Regions from separate parts of the Homo sapiens genome. Here region 2 is linked to region 1. Evidence: chromatin contacts called from ENCODE Hi-C or POLR2A ChIA-PET data. All regions are on one chromosome and are shown on one strand. Each heading gives the region's core, a stretch centred on a gene start or an enhancer-like site at or near the end of the contact. The rest is flanking DNA. Distances are from core to core; before and after follow the strand shown.

Region 1 (5,646 bases), core at 1,403-3,902:
CCCTCCTCCCTGCACCACCACCATCCCTTCGGCTGGATGTGTCTCTGCACTTTGTTCTAATTTATCCCATGCATAATTTATTCACGTGTGTATTGTTTCCTGATCAGCAACTTTTAAAAACAAATGAAATATATAAGATGTTTTATTAAACAAGTTATTTTTAAAAAAATAAAGGCAGATGGTGTCCCTCTCCCAATAACAACGTGTGTGCTCCTGCGTTAGGAGTTGTCAAAAACTGTCCAGGGTGTGAGAGGCTGGGCTGGTCAGTGGTATTGTTTATACCCCTTTACTCACAGGGAAAGGGTCTGGGAAGCAGAAAGGAATAGCTAATTATAAATGACCAAGCAACTCCCACCTAGAAAAAGCAAGCAGGGGCGTTGTGTGTATGCTAGTGTCTGCATGTGGGTGGCAACACAATTACAAATACATCACGTTGCAACTGTTTCTAATTATACAAAGTACAATTCAGAACTAATTCCACTAACCGGCCAGAATTCCGCCACCTTCTTTCCCGCGTCTGTCCCTTCCCCCACCCTTAACCCCACCCTACACAGACTCCCTCCCCAAACACGCACCCTACTGTGATCCAAAAAACCCTGGAGCGAGTAGGGGAACACAAGCTTAGAGATACTGCGCCCGCCCGCGCGAAAGCGGGCTCCCGGGTAACTAGGGTACGGCTTTCCCAGGAGGAAACAAACCTGGTGCACATGTGAAATAGGTTCTCTAACTTGAGTTTACCAGGTGGCATCAGCCCGGTTATGTGATTTCGGCTGGAAATGGGGAAACTGAAAATCAGTTGTGGGTTCGGTAGAAACAGCATCAGCGGTGTTGCAGCGAAAGCAACCGGCAGCGAGGATGCGGCGAAGTTACGCCCATTTATTCTGCCATAAAACATTTTCTTTCTTGGGTGAAACGCTGTGGCGTTCAAGCGCAGTGTATCCGAGCTTCCGAGCCAGAACTGAAGCCAGGAGCTCCTATCTGATCAGCCTCAGCTTCCAACGTCCTCTTAACGGCAGCTTTCATATAAATATATTTGAAACCTGGGGCCTTCCTACCCCTTTCCCTATTTCTGATGGGCGACGAGCTGGCGCAAACACGTCCGATTCTCCCTGTGCATTCCTTTGCGTTAGGAACCCCCTACCGTCCCCGGGAGCGAACCTGGTTTTCAACTCCAGGAGTGGCCAGGGGTGAAGACGAGAATGCGCTGAATTAAAAGAACCAGGGTCGACAGCGGCCACGCACCAGGGAGAATTCGGCATGAACCGCCCCCCACCCGACCTGCACCTCCCTCTGCCACTTCGCCTGCGGCTTCGTCCGGGCGGGGAAGTCCCGGTCGAAGGGGTGAGGACCCCCCAGCCCACCTCGGATACGGAGGGAGCCACCCTCTGCCGACATCACCCAATAGCACCCCTTTCAGAGCGACACTAGTTTTCCGAGGCCACCCCTGGCTCCGCGATCGCGAGCGGACTTGGCGGCTTAACAGTTCCACTGACTGGAAGGAAGGAAGGAAGGAAGGAAGGAAGGAAGGAAGGAAGGAAGGAAGGAAGGAAGGAAGGAAGGAAGGAAGGAAGGAAGGATGAAAAGGAGGAGGAAGGCAGGCAGGCAGAAATTGGCTGTTGGACCCGGGGCTGGCCCCCGCGAGTCCTCGCCCGGCCCGCCCCACTCTGTCCAGGATCTGGGCAAGCGCTCAAAGTCTCCCCGAGGCGGCCAGAGGCACCTGCCCCTCGCCCGGCCGGGAGCAGACGCTGCCCCCTCGGGCCAGGAGCCCCAAAACCGCCTCTCCGCCTGCCTCAGCGCCTCACCCAGAGGTGGCGAGAACACCATTCATAAGACCTGCGGCTTCCCTGCCTCCAAATCCACCCCAAGTTAACCCGAGTCGTTAATCCACTAAAGCCAGCTCGCTCGCAAATACACGAGCAGACACACGCTCGATCGCCCGGAGCGCCTCCGAGATCCGGGGGCTGCCGGGGAAAGCCCGGGGCGACCACCTGGGCCCCAGCACGCCCGGGACCCGCTGCTTCCCCCGCGGTGCTCCAACTCCGGAAGGTTTGCACAAACTCCCCGCGAGCGATCGGAAGGCGAAGAGCGCCCTGCAAACTCCGGAGCCTCCGCGGTCCGTCCGCTGGACCCAGCGGACCCAGCGGCGGGGCGGGGGCCGCGGGCTCGGGGGCGCGGGGCTCGGCCAAGTACACCGAGGCGGCCACTGCCCGACGCTCGCCCCCCGCCCAGCAGCCCCCGAAGCCGCGCTCCCTGCCCGCGAGGCGGGGGACTCCGGGGACCGCGCCGTCCCCGAGCTCCCGCGACCCTCCTGCTGTAGAGCGCTCGAGCGCCGGGCTTCTCCGCCTGCAACCCCTATATCTGGCTCTCTCTGCAATTTAGCAGAACACAAATGTAACAATTTTCTTCTTGTTAATTGCATCTCCTGACATTTCTGCGCGTTGGGGGAAAAAAAGAAGATGAAGAAGTAAGAGCTGAAAGAAGAGAGAAGCCCCGCCGCGGCTGGAGGCGCCTGCAAGCGCAATGCTCTGGCAGCGCTCGCCACGCAGAAGGCGCCTTTTTTTTCATATTGAAACCACGCGGAATATGTACATTTTTTAGTCTTACTTACGCTTTCAGGGGGTTGTGAATGACAGTCGCCATTTTGCTACAATGTAACAGAATATTGTCTCAGAGTTCTAAAGGTTCGCTCAGGGGAAGCGACGGGCCAATCACAGCGCGGGATACCGGCCCGCCGGCCAATCGGCGCTGCTGGTAGCTAGGTGGGCGGGGCCTGCGCCGTGGTAGTTATTAGGAGAGCTGTCAAAGCCCAGAGGTCACTCCCTTTTGTAGAGCCCGAGAGCCAGCAGGTCTTAAAGGGGCAGTACAGCGCTGGTAGCTCCTTTTCGGGCTGGGGAAAGTGGAGACGCACGGGAGAGTATTATAGTTTGGTTTAACTCCCTACTTTTCTAAATAACTGCAGAAGAGTTTGCGCTCCCGGACAGAAATATTTAAATATTGCCAGCAAGCCACTGAATCCTATTCATTAGCCTTTGGCTTTGCGTATCAACATTTTTAATCCCCCAAAGGGTAAATCCCCGTGTTTCAGTGCAAAAGTTGGAAGGCTGCCGTTTCGTGTTAACAAATTACTACATGTGCTCTGCCGTTTGCTAATGCTCTGGGTCCTGCCGCTTTTTAATATTCTTATTCCCGAAGTGTTCTCTTTATCTCGGCCACCTTCCTCTCTCGCTTCTTGGAACTGTCGCTGCTGTTCCTGGCGACTCCAGGACAGCAACTCACCCTCCCCCTGGAACGTCTCAATGTCAGGCTCGCTCCCTCCTGCAGCCAGGGCTTTCCTTACGTAGTGCAGGGGGGTTACTCTGCGCGGTTCCCCGCTACCACCCCTTCGGTTCTTCCCTCTACACCAGAAACTTCCAAAATGCTCAGATTCCTGCTAGGTGGTGGGACCTGGAGCTCTGATCTTTAGGCTTAGGGGTAGGGAGGACTTAAGGCAACCTTTGGAAACTTTCTACTGCTAGGAAGCAAGTGACTAGGCAGAAGTTGTAGAGCCTGGACTGGGTGTTATCAGGGTCCCTTTAGAGGAGTGGCACACGCGATTCTGGCGTCACCTTTCACTACTTAGATAGAAGGTGGAAAGAATTTGCTAATGAATAATCCGATGTGACCCGAGGCGTCCAATGAGTCTGTGTCTGCTTCAAGTCAGTGTGAACTCTTCACTGGCGAGCCCCTGACAAAATTGGGAGACTTCTGCGAAGTCAGGCTTCCACTGGGCACCGGGAAGCTCTGGGGGGATGAAATCGCATTAAATCGCGAATAGGGTAGGGGCCTCGTTAGCATACAGAAGTCTGGCTACCATTCCAAAGCTGTTTAATCAGATCAAATAGCTAAGATAGTGGGGGAGGGGTGGCAAGGGGAGAGAAGTTGCCAAATTGCCAGTTCTTCAAAGCTATGCCCTCTCGCTTCCTTTTGCTCCTCTCAAGACAATGAATAAAATAAAATAAACATTCCAGAATTTTAAGAGTTCAACTACATACACTATTAGATTTACAGATAAACAGAACGTGGCTGAATCACTATGTTTTTAAAAGATTTGAAATCTTTAACTCCTCTCTGCGTATTTAAGAAGCAGAATTGAGTTCTATAGATTCCTTTGTAAATCCTTTGCATAGCATCTTGGCAGAGATTACAGTTTGAAAAAGTTATCTCCTTTTCCAAAATTGAAGTTTGAAAAATCCCTTCTTTACTAATTTGACAAGAAATTGGTTCAGAAGCCTATACTTTGCCTGAGGTGGGCCTTGACATCATTGAAAAGCAAGAACTGTATTCTGACCCAAGAAGTATGAGTTTGAATTATCAGTTAGAACTCCCAATAACCTCTTTGAGGTATCAAAGACACAACAATTCAGATTAGTAGACGACAACGTATTTTCTTACATGCAGCCTGATAAAGGAGGAAATGTAGAGCATGTCCTGAACAAGATTTACAATGGGGGAAGAGAGAAAAAACAAATGTATATTACATATTAAAGAAAACACATACTCTAAGCATGTACATATCATTTATTGTGTTAAGGCCTGGATGCAGAAACCAGCATAATCTCTAACTACCTAACGAACTTGAAAATGTCAGATCAGATTTATTGATTGGATTGGAAAATAGTGAATTAAAGACAGTACTTTAAAAAAAAAAAAAGGATAGCCTTGCTTTTTGTAACCCAATGGAATGTCATTTTAACTCTATCAATACAGTTATGACTTTTAAAGAAACACTTATATTTAACAAAAGAGTTATTTTACTTTAATGTTTACATTATAGATCAAAATATAAAGATTTCTTTTTTTTTTTTTTTTTAACCAGAAGGTTCAAAAGCAAAGAGTAGGCATGTTTAAAGAGGACAGTATCCTTAAACAGTTTTGGAGAAGTTTGGCAGTTCTGGGGCAATTTCATAGTGCTGTACATGGCAGAAGTATGAGCTCTGGAATCTACCAGCCTGAGTCCACTATTTACCAGCTGGGTTACCTTGGGCATATTTACTTGCCAGGATTAAATGAGGTAATACATGTCAAGTGTCTGACACACAGCAAGCTTTCAATCCATGTTATTATTTCTTACAGAGATAATTAATTCTTTCCTTACGGCATATGGAATGTAGGGAATCCAAAAAACAAGGCACAACAGAAAGTGAAATTAGCCATCACATTTAGTTTTCTAAACTCATTAATCCAAGAAAAATGAGCAAATGGACAACTTGGATTAGAATAAAATAATAAATAAGAATGATGTTTCAATGAGGGGTCACATAACTATATAACCCTAAAAAAGGCTTCTTGCTGATTGTGATACCAAAACACTTTTTAAATTTTTTTTTTTTTTCTGAGACGGAGTTTCACTCTTGTTGCCCAGGCTGGAGTGCAGTGGTGTGATCTCAGCTCACTGCAACCTCCACCTCCCGGGTTCAAGCGATTCTCCTGCCTCAGCCTCCCGAGTAGCTGGGATTACAGGTGCCCACCACCACGTCCAGCTAATTTTTTGTATTTTTAGTAGAGACAGGGTTTCACCACGTTGGCCAGGCTGGCCAGGCTGGTCTCGAACTTCTGAATTCAGGTGATCCACCCATCTCAGCCTCCCAAAGCCCTGGAGTTTTTTGT
Region 2 (5,646 bases), core at 1,951-4,450, 3.1 Mb after region 1:
GGGGCAGTGAAAAATGGTGGCGTTTTCCGGAAGATCGAGGGTGCCCTCTGGCGAGGCGAGGCCGCCAGTGAAGGAGCTCGGCTGGTCGGGAGCCGGGGAGGCTCGGGGGCTGGGGGCTGCGGGGTGGGGGCTGAGGGGCGGGAGAAGGGGCTGCGGTAGAGAGCGAGAAAAACAAGACCCAGGCCCCGAGGAATCGCCTCCCTCCCGGCCCGACGTGCGCACGAGCGCACCTCTCCCTCCCCGACCGCCGCTCCGGAGCCGCTCTCGCAGAAATGTCATCCAGATGTTCAGCCTCCCTCCCCGCCGAGGTCTCCGCAGGGAGCTGCGCCAGCGAGCGCGAAGTCAGCAGTTGGCCCGAGCCCATTTCCCAGATGGGTGAGGGGAAGTCGGCTCTGTGCTTTCGCTCCTCTTCTCGGCCCGAACCTCTAGGCCTTTTCCCACGAGCAGCCAAGGGAGGGTAGGGCACGTGGCTCCCCGCACCCCGCAACACAGGGCTTGCCTCTGAACTGAACTTTCCTGAGAGTGAGTGCCGCTCCCACCCCATCTCACTCCAGCCTTCCTGGACCCTTTCTGAGAGGTCTGGCTTCCAGGCCACTAACTGAAGGGGCTGTTCTCTGTATCCCAGCACAGCGGTGGGTCACTTTACGGATGAGGAAACTGAGGCATAGAGTTTTTTGTTTTTTTTTTTACAGACCACACTGCTTGTGAGTGATGGAGGCGATATTTTACACAGGCTATCTAGCTTGGGTAGGCATTACTTTCATTTGCAAAACCAATGGGAAACCTAGGGGTAGAAACTTTAAAAGTAACTTGCCCAAGGTCACATAGTTATTAGGTGTCAGCTGTTGGGATTTGGACCCAGGACGTTGCCAGATTCTGGACTTAATTACTATGCTATACTGCCTCTGAAATTTCAGAAAAAGTTTAATGTTTACTATATACCAGGCACTATTCTAGGCTCTGTGAAGAATATCAGTGAACGAAACAAAACTCCTGCCCTCAGGGAAATTTTATTTTAGAGGCAGGGGTGGGGCAGTGGAGGAGGCGATAAACTAAATAAATATGTAAATGATGTAGTACGGTAAAAAGTGCTGAGCCAGGTGCAGTGGCTCACGCCTGTAATCCCAGCATTTGGGGAGGCCCATGCAGGAGGATTACTTGAGCTCAGGAATTCGAGACCAGCCCCAGCAACACGGCGAAACCCAGTCTCTACAAAAAAATGGAAAAATTAGCCCGGCATGTTGGCGCAGGCATCTACTTGGGAGGCTGAGGCAGGATAATCACTTGAGCCAGGGAGGCAGAGTTTACAGGGGGCCAAGATTGCACCACTGCACTCCAGCCTGGACGACAGAGCAAGACCGTGTCTCAAACAGACAAGCAAACAAACAAATGTGGTGTGGCAGAAAATCAAGCAGGGAAGGAGGATGGGGTGTGCCTAGGTTGGGGGATGTTGCAGTTTCAAATAGGGTGATAAGGGAAGGCCTTTGAGCAGACAGTTGCAAGATAGGAAGGAAAATTATTAAAGTTATACTTTTTTGGACTCCACCTCTACCAAATCAGTCTCCAGAGCTGAGGCCCTGGCATCTCTGTTTCTTTACAAACCTCACACGTGATTCAGGTGCTAAGCAAGTTCTGGAAGCTACTACTGCAGGGTACCTCTCTGCCCAGAGTGAGGACCATTTGCCTTCTGTTTTCAGCAAGTTGGGGAAGAAGTGGGGGTGAAGGTCTGGAAACTGACTATAAGGTGATGGTCGTATGCTGTGAGCTTACAAGAAATGGAAAAATCCAAAGATTAATCCCTTCTTCCTCATCTGGTGCCGAAGAAGAAGGGAACAAGGGATTCATTGGAGCCTATATTTCATCTGTCTTGGATTTTTGGCAATGAGTGTTTCTTCAGATTAAAATCTAACAAAGTATTCTCACTGAGAAGCAAGTTAACAAAGGATCTTAGAGATAATCTCTAAAGTAATTACAAGGGAGGAAACTGATAGCGGAAAGGGCTCTGCTCTGACTACACAGGTAGTTTTCAGGAGAGCTAAGATGAGAACACAGCTCTTCTGATATCCAGGCCAGTGCTCTTGCTGTCACAGGCATGCTAACACACAGTCCTATCCAGTAACATGTGTGACTGAACTGAGTGATTTACTGGATATTTAAGAAATGCTTGCAATGAGGTTTCAGGGGTGCTACTCCCACTTCCGAATCCTTGCTTTTAACCTGTGTCCATCCAGGCCTTCCCCTCAACATAATACTGGAATGTTGTTTGCTTTCAGGGCTATCAGCCCATCTCCTATGGATCTCAGCCAACCAGTGTCAGGGACCTGGCCAGTGATATTGACTTGGAGATCTCATATGAAGAGTCAACAAAGACGCAACTTAAATGCCCCATTAGGCTGGGAATTTGTGGTACATCTCCCTCTGCCAGCCTAGGAGAATGGCTGGCACCCAGTAGTATGTGCTGGAGATAAATACTCCAGTAATGTCTGGTGTCAGAAGGGCATTTGGCTCTGCTGCTTGGCACTTAGGTGATTTTCCTCAAGCCCCTTCTTTGTACCTCAGTGTGCTTTATTGTTGTGTTAGAGATACTACTGCTACTCACTTTGCGGGATTATTGGGATTTAATGAGATATTGAATATTTGTACTTTTGAAAGTTATTACTACTCAGCTATTTGATGTGTTGATTCAGCCTCTCTGTAAACTTCTTGAAGGCAGAGATTATGTATATTGCAGTTTCCATAATTCATGGTAAACCATTTATTACACCTGATTCCCTGTTTTCTCATCTGTCAAATGGAAACAATACCACTTATCTTGCTTCCCACACAAGGTTGTTAATGCCCCTCACGTTAAGCCAATAACTGTGACGGCCTTCTGTACCTTGCAAAGAGCTGTACAAGTGGGAGGCATCAGTATAGCAGTAGTAGTGCTTTGCACTTAATATATTGATATATTTAAACAGAGCTACAAATACAGACAGTTCCTAACGACCAAATTATTTTACCGTCTCGCAGGAGCAGCGTTGGCGAGTTTTAATAACCGGAGGTTGCTTCCAGATGTCAAGCAAGGCAGATTTAAGAAAGATTCGGTAGTTTGGAGGATGGCACACAGAATCCAGGAACCATGCTGCGTACCCTTTAAAAATTGGGGTGGAGGGGCGGGGCTGTTAGCAGGGACGCGTCTGGGCCAGTCGGTTTCCAGGAAGTGACGTCAGGCGGCCGCGGAGATGGAGGATTTGCTCGACTTGGACGAGGAGCTTCGCTACAGCTTGGCTACCTCCGTGAGGACCAATTCGGGGGCCTTGGGGGCCAGGATTTGGCGGGTGGGGAGGAGCGACCCCGCCGGCCCCGACTTCTCTGAGGCGACTCAGGGCGGCAGGCCTCGCGCCGCGCCGGGTGAGGCCCAGAAGGAGGCAGCCTCACCGCCCCGCCCCCAGGCCACTGTGGGCTCCGCCGCTGCTGGCCTGGGGTTTGCTTTCTTTAAAATCCTCAGAAAGTAGAAAACACCCTGTCCCCGCCGGCGTCTAGGACCGTGGGAAATTTCCGAGCCTTTCTCCGTTTTCTAGAGCCCCGAGTGCGAACTTCCCCAGAACAGATCGATCACAGGGTGATAGGGGAGCCCCGGCCGGGGTCGCACTCGCTCCCATCCTAGAGTTTTTCCTTTGGGACACCTCGTCGCAGAAGTTCCTGCAAAAGCCGCACTGTTTTATGCATGGAAGGGAGGCAGGCAGGGACGGCCTTTCTTCCCGGTAATCCCCGTGGGGAGGTGGGAGTTAACCTCAGTTACCTCAGTAGTTAAGGAAACCAAGACCGATTTGTAACGTGAGGGAGTGATTAGGTGCTCAGGCACTGAGGCCAGATGGAGCATAGAGCTGTTGCCTGGGTTCAAAAAAAAAAAAAAAACCTAAAAAACGATTTAACCTTTCCGAGCCTTGGTTTCCTTATGCCTAGAATGGAGGTGTTACAGTGAAAAGGAAATGCAACAATACATGGGAAGCGTGTAACTCAGTGCTTGGCATATGTTATCACGGAAGAGGTCAGAAGAGGTTAGCTACTGCTGCCTATGAGGCTGTGGTTTACCCAGCGTTATAGTTAGTAAATAATGGAGCTAGATTCAAGACCCAAGTTCAGTGTCTACCTTCCTCCTTTGTAACCCCCATCAGGCCTTTTTATCTTTAAAACTGGTTAGGATCGCACTTACTAAAAGATTGGGCCCCAGAGCAAGTCTTTAGTGTCTGCTGTGAAATCTCTAAGTGTTTTGAAGGTCACCAGGCCTGCTGATACGTGAATGTTTTTTAGTACCTGGGGATGTGAATGTAGTTATTCATTCATTCAACAAATATTTATTGAGCCCCTACTGTGTATCAGGCAGTGTCCTAGGTGCTGGAGATACAGCAATGAATAAAGCAAAGTTCCTGCCCTCATGTGATTATGTTGTAGTGGGAGAAGATGGGCAATAAATAGACTACATTTAACATACACAAAAATCAGGCAGTAAAGAAGTTTTTCTACCCTATGGATCTATACAGGGTCTTCAAAAAGTTTAAAACCTTGAAATACTTAAAAATTATTAGAGAAAACACCTGTGAACAGCATTTAGCGACAAGATCATTGAATTTTTGTTTTAGCACAACCGCCATATGTAGGATGCTGTATTCAGATACTCAGTGCTGTGACAAATGGAAAAGGGCAACCATGGTGAAGGGATGGAATTGTCTGACTTGAGAAGAAAATAAGCTGCTTATTATCAGAAAGATTGTTTCCACCATCCCTGAAACCTAAATGACACTACAATTTGAAGTGTCGACATTGCATAAGAGTTTTTACGAGCTCTTCTGTAACCCCTCTCAGTTTAGTGGGGCAGTCAGTCCTTAGAACATCTTAAAACAAGTTTCAGCAGGGTAGAGTGGAAAGCACCCAGGAAACCCAGGATCTGAAATCAGAAGGCTTTGCTCCTAGGTTTATGTCAGCCACTTCATCACCTTCCTAGGCCTCAGTTTCCTCCTTTGTAAAATGACAGCAGTCTCAGTTTCTGTCCATTATTGTGAGAATCAAAGGAAGCCACATTAAATGAGATCTAAAAGTGCTTATATTAATGCTGTTTTTTTTAAACAAAGTAAGCAAAAGTATAAATATTTCAGCACCCAAGAGTCTGACTAAATAAAGTTTTGTTTATGTGCTGGGAAGCCTTAGAGGCAGAGTCTCCACCGGAGGGCCTTGGGAAACACCTGCAAATGATTCATTTGATGGCCAAGAATTTTGAAGTGCTCTGATTTCCAAAGATAATGTCTCAAAATTCTTGTACTAGATTTCCCTTAATGTCTGTAAAGGCAAACCCAGTTACTGTACATATCAGAGCAAATGCTGTTTTCCATTTACCATGGAATTTAGGAATTCTTTCCAAAAGCCTGTTTGATAATGATTTTCATGCCAAGCTGCAGATTTGAAATTAAGCCTTCCTAAAATCCTGCGTAGGAACATGGGAGCATTTACCACCTTCTTCTCTGACCTGTGGCATGAGGTATCTGCCCATTCTAGAGGAATTTGTAACTGCATTTCTTTGGGTAGAAAATAGAATTTTCTTTTGCCATCTCTATAGCTGTTGAAAGAAAACCTTGTCCAGCCTGGGCAGCACAGGGGGACCCCATA

The links. Hi-C counts contacts between places; a loop is a spot of excess contacts on that map. ChIA-PET counts read pairs that join two places held with the same protein, here RNA polymerase II (POLR2A). Pooled maps may share reads with other maps.
Region 2: a map of CD4-positive, alpha-beta T cell shows a loop between it and region 1 (6-fold over the local background). The contact joins the promoter of IFT43 here to the promoter of DPF3 in region 1. A Hi-C loop is called at or near these places in 3 of 168 maps with a recorded cell type or tissue (CD4-positive, alpha-beta T cell, CD8-positive, alpha-beta T cell and naive thymus-derived CD4-positive, alpha-beta T cell) and 5 of 50 pooled maps. POLR2A ChIA-PET finds 5 or more read pairs at or near these places in 2 of 52 experiments (activated B cell and activated T-cell).

Annotation. Positions count from the first base shown.
Region 1 is chr14:72,891,449-72,897,094 of GRCh38, forward strand. DPF3 (double PHD fingers 3) reads right to left here and starts at 2,653. Exons shown (of 11, transcript NM_001280542.3): 1 at 2,609-2,653. The coding sequence starts at 2,640. RefSeq lists an enhancer at 2,613-2,907.
Region 2 is chr14:75,982,563-75,988,208 of GRCh38, forward strand. It overlaps IFT43 (intraflagellar transport 43), which reads left to right and starts at 3,201. Exons shown (of 9, transcript NM_001102564.3): 1 at 3,201-3,278. The coding sequence starts at 3,225. It also overlaps a transcript of TGFB3 not described here. RefSeq lists enhancers at 8-67, 2,854-3,355 and silencers at 108-227, 3,182-3,491.